Regions from separate parts of the Homo sapiens genome. Here region 2 is linked to region 1. The links are chromatin contacts, found by Hi-C or POLR2A ChIA-PET in ENCODE. All regions are on one chromosome and are shown on one strand. The core of a region is the stretch at or near the end of the contact, and the rest is flanking DNA. Distances in the headings are between cores, read along the strand shown. Region 1 overlaps FNIP2 (folliculin interacting protein 2). Region 2 overlaps FNIP2 (folliculin interacting protein 2).

Region 1 (5,751 bases), core at 439-2,938:
TCCTCATTTACTCAAGTTCTTTTATAAAATATGATTTAAAGATAGTTACAAAAATACCTTTTAAATTCAATGCCACAAAGTCTTTTAAAGCATACATTTGAAATAACTGTAAATGAAACAAGAAAACGTACATGTGATAGTTACAGCATGGCTGTGAGAGTTCGTCTAAATCCTAGCCTTGCCATTGTGTCTCTGCTTTTAATGCAGTGCTTGGCAGGAAGTTGGCGTTTAATAAATACCTGTTGAATGAATGAATGAATTCAAGAGTTTTGAACACTGATGATCCTTAAAGAGTCTCTAGTATTCCAGAATCTGATCTCTTGAAATATTTCTTGATGTTTCTAGCATGCGTTGTGACATTTTAGAAAATGAATCTTGTTACAGACAACTCAAAGAAATTTCCTCCTTTTTGTCAATATTAGTGAATTATTTTCCTGGTATCAAAATGATAGGGTAAAAGTGCTCTAACAGTTGATTGACCTGCACCCCCACCTCCCTAAAAAAACCTTTAAGAAGACACTTGCCTAAGTAATATATCAGAGATCCAGTTATGAAATCCCACAGCTGTCAGAAATGACCTACTGAAAAATGATTTAAATATTTATGAAGCTATGAAATTGTTAGCTGTGGGTTGATGATGTAGAACTCTTCTCTATATACTTTTCAGATTCATTTGAATTCTTGTATGGCTTGGTAAAACTGAAATACATTATGGAATGAAATGAGCAAATTGGTTCTCTCAAATTTAAGATAATAGTACACTTAATTGTGAAAACAATATTGATATTCTGAACCCTGCGAAGACTATATTTGCATGTTAAATGAAGTAAGCACTTTAGAAAAAAGATGGAATCATCTCTGCTTTCCATGTATGATTTTTCCATTTGAGAAACTAATTTAGAAATGGATTTGCGAATCTGACATGTTCTTTAAAAAGAATGTGCCAGACTAACATATCATTAATGGTGGCCTACCCTGTGTGAGGAGGTGAGCCATGAGTAAACATTTTCTCCAAGCATATCAGGCAATGACTGTTTGCTTTAGAATGGTACATTGAGTAAGTTAGTTGCTAGGGCAGAAGGGGGCGGCCGGAACTACTGGCCCTGCCCTACCCAGAGGGCAGAGATGGACCCCTGGTAGCCACTTGGTGCTGAGTGCACAGGCTCCACGGAAGACCATGTGGACGCTGGTAACTGGCCCTGCAGTGGGGTTGCCATATATTGCTTAGTGCCATGTGTACCTGAGAAATTGCTTATACATGAAATTATGATTTTATTTTAAGATTTTTTCAAACATATCTGGTTAAAAGTTCATATAAAATATGTTGAAATGTAAGCCTTTTCACACCCCAATCCCCCTTCCCAAAGGCTACCATTGCTGTACCAGTTTCTTTCGTATCCTTTTGGAAATACTCTATGCAAATACAGGAAAAAAAATTCTTTCCCTCAGACAGAGTGGTAGTTGCTGCCTACACTGTTCATCATTTTGCTAAAAGTTGCTTTGTATTCCTTTGAATAAATTCATGTATAACACTTAACCCAGTAGTTCTCAAGTCTGGTCAGACACTAAAGTCACCTAGAGAGCTTTAAATGTCCAGACTGCTTCTCAGAGATCTTGATTTAATAGATCTGGGCTGGGGCTTTATGTTTGTCTTCATGAAACTCTCCTTGGGTAATTTGCATATGCAGCCAAGCACACTACAATAGTCTTCCCTTATCTGAGGTTTCACTTTCTGCTGTCAACCTCAGTCTGACAATATTAAATCAAAAATTCAAGAAATGGAGCAACTCTGGGTGCACTGCCTGTGAGTTAGCTCTGCTCTGCAAGGAGCAGTACCATTTAAAAAAGAAGAAAGAAGATTCCAGAAATAAACAATTCCTAAGTTTTGAATTGCACACCATTCTGAGTAGCACAATGGAATCTCCACTGTCACTTCATCTTATCATATAGGCATTTGTCATCTCACATCATCTCAAGGAGAAGGAGGGTGACTATAGTATGATGAGATATTTCCTGAGAAAGAGATCACGTTCGCATAACTATGATTATAGTATATTATAATTGTTCTATTTTTATTATTAGTTATTGTTGTTAATCTCTTACTGTGCCTAATTTATAAATTAAACTTTATCATAGGTATGTATGGGAAAAAACATAGTATATACAGGGTTTGGCATTAAGCACTGTTTCAGGCATCCACTGGAAGTCTTGAAAGGTATCGCCTGTGGATAAGAGGGCACTACTGTAATTTTACCAGTCCTCTACTGATGGAGTATTTACTTTCAGGCTTTATTGTTAGAAATGGTGAACTTCCTGGTTGAAAGATTCTTATGCCATAAGCTCAAGTATATTTCCAGGATGAGAACCCAGGTTGGAATTTCTGCCAAACCGCACTCCAGAGAGGTTGCACCTGTTTATACGCCTACTAACAGCATATGATAGCGGCTGTTTAGTGGAGATGATTTAAAGTACCCTGAAGAAATAGCAGTGGTAGGGTGGTGGGGAAACTTGGACCCTAGCTCATTCTTAGTAGTTGTTGATCACTTGTCTAGTTCAACATGTGTGCAGATTGTTAAACTCTTTTACAGCTCAATTTGGCTGTGCTTTCCAGACTTAAAAATGCTCATACTTTTTTGACTCAGTAACTTAAGAGAAAAAACTTTTGTGCATGAAAATGTTTAAAAAAACAAATGTTTGTGCACAAAGATGTTCTTTATATATTATCATTATAATGTTAAATAAAAGGATCTTAACAATTGTCCAGCAGCAGGGAAGTATCTAAATTGTTATGTCAGCTTTGTAGGATAGTAATATAATAGTTAAATGATTATGAAGACAGTGTTAATATAAAATGTTTATGTTAAATGAAAACAACCAGCAACAGTTGGTATCTACAAGATGAATATATTAGTAAAATATGCAAATGTATGACCAAGAACTAGAAAGAAAAACAGAAAAATAATAAAGAACAGTTGACATTATGGGGTGATGAGATTGTGGGTAAATATCCTTTGTTGGTCGTGGTTTTTTTTTTTTTTTTTGAGATAGAGTCTCACTCTGTCACCCAGGCTGGAAGCAGTGGTACAATCACAGTTCACTGTAGCCTCAACCTCCCGGGCTTAAGTGACCCTCCCACCTCAGCCTCCCAAGTAGCTAGGACCACAGACAGGCATGCACCACCATACCCACCTTTTTTTTTTTTTTTTGTAGAGACGGGAGCGGGGGTGGTCTCACTGTGTTGCCCAGCGTAGTCTTGAACTCCAGGGCTCAAGTGATTCCCCCACCCTGAGCCTCCCAAAGTGCTGGGATTACAAGCATAAGCCACCTTGCCTGACCATAAATATCCTATAAAATGTGTGGGCAAAAAATAAAAATTAGAGGCCAGGCACGGTGGCTCATGTTTGTAATCCCAGTACTTTGGGAGACTGAGGTGGAAGGATCTCTTGAGTCCAGGAGTTTGAGACCAGCCTGTCAACAAAAGGAGACCCCATCTCTACAAAATAAAAAATAAAAAAAAAACTAGCTAGGCACATGCCTGTGGTTATAGCTACTTGTGGGTCTGAGGTGGTGGAATCGCTTGAACCCAAGAGGTTGAGGCTTTAGTGAGCCATGATCGCACCACTGTACTCTAGCCTGGGTGACAGAGGGAGACCCTGTCTCAGAAAAAAAAAAAGGAAAACTATAAAATTCTATTATAATACAAATAGCCACTTATTTATGATTATAAAGATGTTGTAAACCTTGTTAATTAGTGAAGACATAATTGTAGAATATGTACATAAATGACTTCCCTGAAATCTTTTAGAAATCTTTTAGAATGCTTTTAGAATAGCTATTTCTCAAGAATTTTAAGGGAGCCCATTCTAACATTTAAAAAATAATAGTATTCTTTACCATTTGCTAGCCCCTATACCAAGAGCTTTTTACTTAAATCATTTCACGCATGTCTCATAGTTATCCTTTGATGATAGATATTTTTATTAGCCAATTTATAGATTATAAATTTACCATAATTTATGGATGAACACTTGAGGCTTGCCTGAAATTGAGTGGTTTACTAGTGACCCTGGGAATTCAAACTGAAGTCAGTCAGCTCTTATTAATATATGATCTGTATTCTCTCTCTGCAGATGAATATTTGAAGTACTTAAGACTGAGATTCAGTGGTAGATTTTGTGAGGTTTATAAGAAAGTATGAAGTGTAGCTGAGTGCGGTGGCTCACGCCTATAATCCCAGCACTCTGGGAGGCTGAGGCAGGCAGATCATTTGAGGTCAGGAGTTCAAGAACAGCCTGACCAACATGGTGAAACCCTGTCTCTACTAAAAACACAAAAAAATTAGCCGGGTGTGGTGGCGTGCACCTGTAGTCCCAGCTACTCAGGAGGCTGAGGCAGGAGAATCGCTCGAACCCCAGAGGCGGAGGTTGCAGTGAGCTGAGATCGCGCCACCGCACTCCAGTCTCAGCAACAGAGGGAGAGTCCTTCTCAAAAAAAAAAAAAAAAGAAAAAAGAAAGTATGAAGTCTAAGTACTATTTCTAGGGAGCTTACTGTTAATTGTGCAATTATATATGATGTGTGAAAAACTAATTAATAATACAAAACAGTAGTTCAGGACCAAGTCTCTAAAGTCCTATTAAGATGAAAGGAAGGAGTGAGGGAGGGCTCTTTAATCTGGGCTAGTTAGGGAGGCTTTATGGAGGAGATAAGAGCTAATAGGTAGAATTCATAGAGGTGAAAAACTTTTTACCTTAGAGGTGTTCCTGAGTTAAAAATGGGTGGACCGGTCTCTGTGAAATCAGAGTGTTCTTGTGAGGCAAGATACATTTGGACCGAATTGTGCAAGTTGTTGCAAGCATTATTAATTTTAAATTTTAAATTTAGGTAACCCCAAAGTGTAGATGGGGAGGGACCCCAGTCTATACTTTGAGTCTTATTAGAGTAGGGCCTTTGTTACAGATTTACATTTTTTGTTTGTTTTTGTTTTGAGACAGAGTCTCACTCTGTCGCCCAGGCTGGAGTGCAGTGGCGCGATCTTGGCTCACAGCAACCCCCGCCTCCCAGGTTCAGGTGATTCTCCTGCTTCAGCCTCCTGAGTAGCTGGGACTACAGGCGCATGCCACCATGCTTGGCTAATTTTTGTATTTTTTTGGTAGAGACGGGGTTTCAGCATGTTGGCCAGGCTGGTCTCGAACTCCTGGCTTCAAGTGATCCGCCTGTCTTGGCCTCCGCAAGGTGCTGGGATTACAGGCGGGAGCCACTGGGCCCAGCCTGGATTTACATTTTTGAATTCAAACCTGACTCTCCCACTTACAATGTGGGGCACATTATTCTCTCTAAATGAGTTTTTTTTTCTTTTTTTTAATCTGTAAAACAGGTGTAAAGTTGCCTTTCTTGCAAGTTTGTCTGAAGACTAGAGATAATACCTATCAATCCTACTACACAGTGTTTGACAACTATTAGACATTCAATATGTAGTGACTCTTATAACTCTCAGAGACTTAAATATTATGTCTTTCCCTCCAGCTCTTTCCCTGTATTAAATGCATCTCTACTGATCTCAAGGTTGTAGGGAAATGGCAAGTAGCTTGTCTTTACCAAAAGGTGGAGTTCCTGCTCTGAAGGCAATGTGGAGCCACTGAGGTTTTAAGTAGTGGATTGGTGGAGCAGCTTGCTAAACACAGGGACCCTAACTTAAATTTTGGTGCTGGGATGCAAGTTAGTGCAGTTTTAGTGTATATGATATATGATAT
Region 2 (5,512 bases), core at 2,655-5,154, 96 kb after region 1:
TCTTTGGTCAGTATTTTGACACAGACTGCCTGGTGGATGTCCAATATGAGGTACAAAAACAAACTCATAACTAGCCATGGATAGTTTTTTTTTCTTCCAGCCTTCCACTTTAAAAAACTCCCTTTTCTCCCACCTGTGATCCACTTACTTGAGGGTTGGTGACATGGACCACCCTGAATCTATTTTATTTACCTGTATCATTGGAGTGCTTGTACCAATTATAATGAAAGAAAAAAGTACATTTTTAGCTGTGCATTTTAATGGGCCACATGTTGTTTTAGGTCTCAGAGCATCAGCACCCAGAATGTAAGGAACTTTGGCCGCTCACTTCTGGCGGGCTACTGCCCCACATACATGCCTGATCTTGTGCTTCATGGGACCGGCAGTGATGAGAAGCTGAAGCAGTGCCTGGTGGCCGACCTTGTCCACACAGTCCATGTAAGTGATCCCAGTGTGGAGCCTCTGGCTGCTGACAGTGTGTCAGTCAAGGTCTTGGCTGACAACAGGTGTTTAGACTGAAGAGAGACTAGTTAAGGGGTTGTTTATGGAGATGTGGGCAGGGTTATGGGAACCAGCTAGGGCTAGTGAGGCACCTGGGGCCTAGCAGCAGCTGGAAGCTAGAAAGCACACCTGGGCCTGACAGAGTAAGGGGAGGGTGCGTGACATCAGAGCCCTGGAGAACCTAAGCCAGGACGAGGGGCGGCCTGGCTGCAGGAGCAGTGAGGAGGGGGTGACTTCCTGCCATCCCTCCTCCCATTCTCTGGTCTCTTTCTGGTGCCTCTCATTGGCTGAGCCCGGCTGAAAGCCAGAGAGCAGGGGCACAGCTGATGCAGACACACAGCCTTGTGGTGCATAGAGGTCAGCCTCCTGGGGCCCAGAACAGAACACAGAAGGGCAAGGAGCTGCTCTGGGGGTGGTGGGTTAGCAGATAGGCTGGGCAAATGGAATAAACAGCACAGATGGTGACAATTATATGCCGTCACGGTGAGGACCGAAGAGGTGTCACATGTGGTTTGTTTTTTATCTGATGCTTAAACAAGTTCCTAAAAGTAATTTATTTTAACTGATTTGTCATTAAGTTCACTTTGATGGCTGCATGAGGATGACTGTATAAAGATTAATAAGTCTCACTGAAAAAATTGCCTCGTGGCTGCTATTAAGTGCTTTTCTGCTATCTGCAGGGCAACAGGAACTAAGCAGTTAAGGAAACTGTCAATCTGATGGGCCTGTTTTTAACTGAGCTGTTATTGGGCAGATGTGCAAAAATAGACATTTTGTATTAGAAACATTTTGTATCTTGTGCAATAGGGAAAGTCCTCATCGCATTAAGAAAATCAGAATTTGGCCTGTTACCTACCTCCTTGGCCAACAAGTATTTTTTTTTTTGAGGTGGAACAAAAGGCATTGCATGTTATCTTTGGCCTTGAGCATCTCCTCTGTGAAGACCAAACATCAGGCACAGGCTAAACAGGCTAAGTATATTTATGTGAAGTGGGAAAAAAACTCAGTAGTGAAGCAGATGTCAACATAACCTCCCTCAATGGGGAGGGCTAAGAGATGAGGATAGGGCCATCAGAAGCTGGGGAAAGCCAGCCCAGTGTACACGTGTGTGGCCAAACGTTCCTAACCCCACCCCTGCTTTGTGGTCACATGCCACCCCTCACCAGGATACTCCTGGGATGAAACTATGAAGTTGCTTTTGTCCCTATAATATCATAATTATTTAATATCATAATTTCTCTTTATAGTTATGAACACCATATAGTCATTTATCATTTCATGAGTCCATGCATCAATGACCCCTGTAAGAAAAATGCCCTCATTGTATAATGCTAAGTTGTCCAAAACGATGTCTGATGCTTTGGCAATTTCACAGGCTGTATTTATGTGTGTTTAGTAACTGCCTATAACATTAAGGCACCTTTTCTGTCCGCTCCTATTGTTTATATTCACACATGCCAAACTGTGAGTTGTTTTTTTTTTTCTGCTCTGCTATCATTTTGATTTCTAACAATATTGGTGTTGGTTATTGGACCTTCCTTCCATGAAGCCCAGTGAGCTGCTTCTGACAGAGGTACCAAGAGACTACAGGGGAACTAATGGGATTGTCCTCAGTGACATCAGTTTTACCAGCTGGGGACTTTGTTTGAATGCCCTGGATTTACTCACTGACCACTCTGGAAATGCAATCTATTGATTGATAACCCTCCTTGAACTTATCTGTAAAACCATTCATGAAATATTTTATGTTTCCATAGGCTGGCAAGTTCTCATTTTTGTGTGTTAGATTTTCATGGTGACCCTCTGGCTCTATAATTCTTTTATTTGAAAAAACACAACCATGTTTACTCTGTCATTACTCTTCAAGCTTTTTCGTATTTCATTTTCCCTTCCTTTTAGAAGGAGTGTTTTCACACTGTAGCTTTTCTCATTTCTTTATGCAATCACCCTGAGAGATCGAAAGTTATTAAGCATAATAACCTATATTGTGTCAAATTGTGGGTACATCCAAAGTGCAGCCATGCGTGGGTGTTAATAGGAAATTCCAAAGGGTTCATAAAAATATCTTCAGAAGTTTAATACATTCAGAATATATCCAATTAGCATTAGTGGATTTCTAATTTCACTTGACACATTCATCATAATGAATTTTGCTTTTGAAGTAGTGTTCTGTTTAAACTGGCGCTCTGGTCTATGGTAGTGTTTTTTTTTTTTTTTTTAAAAAACAGGCTTACTTTCAACATCCATTTACAAACATTTGTTGAAAAATATTTTAGGAGTATTTGTTTAAACATTATTCCGAATTTACTGCTCCATAAAGCCTAGTGAATATTTAAATTCTTGAATATGTTGCCAGAAAAAGAAGCAGAGATCCAAAAACAAGTATATGACCAGAGTTAGAGCTGAAATAATAGCTTGTTGAAGAAGAGAAAATTGTAATAAATTGCTTTATCAAACTTGCTTTCAAAACCTGTTTTTTAAGTTGGGCACAGTGGCTCACGCCTGTAATCCCAGCACTTTGAGAGGCCAAGGTGGGTAGATCACGTGAGCTCAGGAGTTCAAGACCAGCTTGGGCAACATAGCAAGACTTCATCTCAAAAATAAAATAGCGTTAAAAAAAAAAAAAGAAAAAACAAACCTATTTTTTGAACATTAATTTCAGTGCTCATGCTAGATTTCAGCAGGCTTTGGTACTCATAATTCTTTTTAGAGAAGGATTTTTAACTGTTTAAAAGCAATTGATTCCAGTTATTGATCTCTTTTCTAGACCTGTGCACAATTTGGATTTAATAATCTGTCTTATGTAAATTAAATGTGGTGGTTTTTTTTGTTTTGTTTTGTTTTTGTTTTTGTTTTTGTTTTTTTTGAGGTGGGATCTTCCTGTATTGCCCAGGCTGGACTTGAACTGGGCTCATGTGATCCTGCCTCATTCTCCCAAGTAGACAGGATTATAGGCACAGGCCACTGTACCTGGCTCTAAATGTACACTTTTATAACTGCTAGTTTGGAGTTTTTCTCTCATTGAGAGATTGCTTTGTAATGCTTCCAATGTTAAGAATTTTTTTGTACTTTTCTTATCCTAGTCTCTTATGAAAGAAAGATATAGTAACTACTTCATCAATTTTCATTTTTATTACTGACTTTCACATATCAAGATTCAGAAGTTCTTTAAATATTTAAACACGTATTCTTGTTTAGTCCATATACTACCTCTTTTCTGTCATTTGAACTCTCTCTGCCTCCTAATATATAGGTTATACAGCTGCCTTAAATTAGTGTAAAGTAATACGGTTTCAGTTTTTTTCTTGCCACATCTTGTGCATTCTTTCCTCTGTTTTCCTTTTGACTTTAAATGGAAAGAGAGCAGGCGTATGCGCCAGCAGCATTCTATGCCTGTGACTCCTGAGTAGCCTTTTCCCTCTCCTTTTTCCTCTTGTGTCTGGCCTGTGAATACAGCTGACTGTATACAGGGTTACTGTTGGGGTTATTGTGGGGCAGTGTAAGGTGATGAAGATCTCACTGACTTAGTGTTGATGGCTTGAGTTTGAGTCCTGGTATTACCACTCGTTTGTTGATAATCTTAGGTAAATAAACTGGCATTGCTAAGCCCCAGAAAAATGTATTTAGTGGAACAGATGAAATATGATTCAGTGGTTAGGAAGTTAACTTCTGAAGACAGACAAACCTAAGTTTGAATCATGGTTCACCCCTTAGTGGCTTTGTGGCCTTGGGCAAGTTTCTTTAATTTTCTTATCTATACTGTGAACAGTACTTACATCATAGGTTTGGTCTGAAGATTCTGTGAGATAATGCATATCAAGTGGTTAGCACTTTGCCAGGCACATTGTTAAGTGCCCAATAAATGTGGGCCAAATGTGATAGCTCACCCCTGTAATGCCAGAGCTTTGGGAGGATCCTTTGAGATCACCCTGGGCAATATAGCAAAATCCCATCTCTAGCAAAAAAAAAAAAATAGCTAGGCATGGTGGCACATGCCTGTAGTCCCAGCTACTCAGGAGACTGAGGCAGAAGGCTTGCTTAAGCCAAATGTTCAATGCTTCAGTGAGCTGTGATCATTGCCACTGCACTCCAGCCTGGGTAACAGAGCAAGACCTCATCTCAGTAAATAATAATAATAATATATGTAAAAGTGCTTTGTAAATGATACAGCAATATATCATGTTTTTAATATGGGAGAGCAGAATGACAACCATTATTTTCGTAAAAATGAAAATTACTGTCAGAGATAAGAAAGCTATATATGGGCCAGGCACGGTGGCTCATGCCTGTGATCCCAGCACTTTGGGAGGCCGAGGTGGGCTGATTGCCTGAGCTCAGGAGTTTGCGACCAGCCTGGGGAACACAGTGAAACCCCGTCTCTACTAAAATACAAAAAAAAAAAAAAGTTGCCAGGTGTGGCAGCGGGTGCCTGTAGTCCCAGCTACTTGGGAGGCTGAGGCAGGAGAATTGCTTGAACTCGGGAGGCAGAGAGGTTGCAGTGCGCTGAGATCATGCCACTGCACTCCAGCCTGAGCAATAGAGCGAGACTGTCTCAAAAAAAAAAAAAAAGAAAAGAAAGAGAAAAGAAAGCTATATGCGTATGTACTTAAAGTTCTCCTAACTAGTCAATGGCCTTGTCAATCCCAGGGGACTACTGTTGGGAATGATTGAACAGAACCTGTACACACATTCATTGAGTGCTAAAAGCATTCACTTTTGCTTTGCCCAGGAGCAGACTGGACAGCTCTAACTCTGCAGGGCAGGGTCATCAAGACCAAAATTAACACTACGTTTTGATGTTTTTTAAAAAACAACTATGCTCCAGGGCTTCAAGCATTTTACAGAATAATTTATAAGATGAAGTAACCATTGGATACAGCAGCCTCTTCCATTTAATTTTAAGCGTAGCAACAGATTGACTCCAGAAATATCATGCAGGAATCAGTAGCACAGATAAAGAGCTTTGCTAAAAGCCTGGCTGTGATATATATATATATATATATATATATGC

Evidence for each region. A loop is a pair of places that touch in the nucleus more often than their neighbours do. ChIA-PET counts read pairs that join two places held with the same protein, here RNA polymerase II (POLR2A). Pooled maps may share reads with other maps.
Region 2: a loop to region 1 is called in a pooled map, with 4 times the contacts of the local background. The contact joins two enhancer-like sites. A Hi-C loop is called at or near these places in 3 of 50 pooled maps. POLR2A ChIA-PET finds 5 or more read pairs at or near these places in 3 of 52 experiments (OCI-LY7, T-cell and activated naive CD4-positive, alpha-beta T cell).

The regions. Positions count from the first base shown.
Region 1 is chr4:158,776,548-158,782,298 of GRCh38, forward strand. All of the region lies in intron 1 of FNIP2 (folliculin interacting protein 2), which reads left to right. Among named protein-coding and RNA genes, the nearest start is that of FNIP2, 10 kb to the left of the region's middle. Within about 2 kb of position 1,689, at least 5 of the 41 ENCODE cell types and tissues checked have a DNase peak (open chromatin) inside an H3K27ac peak, as active enhancers do.
Region 2 is chr4:158,870,032-158,875,543 of GRCh38, forward strand. FNIP2 (folliculin interacting protein 2) reads left to right here. Exons shown (of 17, transcript NM_020840.3): 14 at 282-438. Among named protein-coding and RNA genes, the nearest start is that of FNIP2, 100 kb to the left of the region's middle. Within about 2 kb of position 3,905, at least 4 of the 41 ENCODE cell types and tissues checked have a DNase peak (open chromatin) inside an H3K27ac peak, as active enhancers do.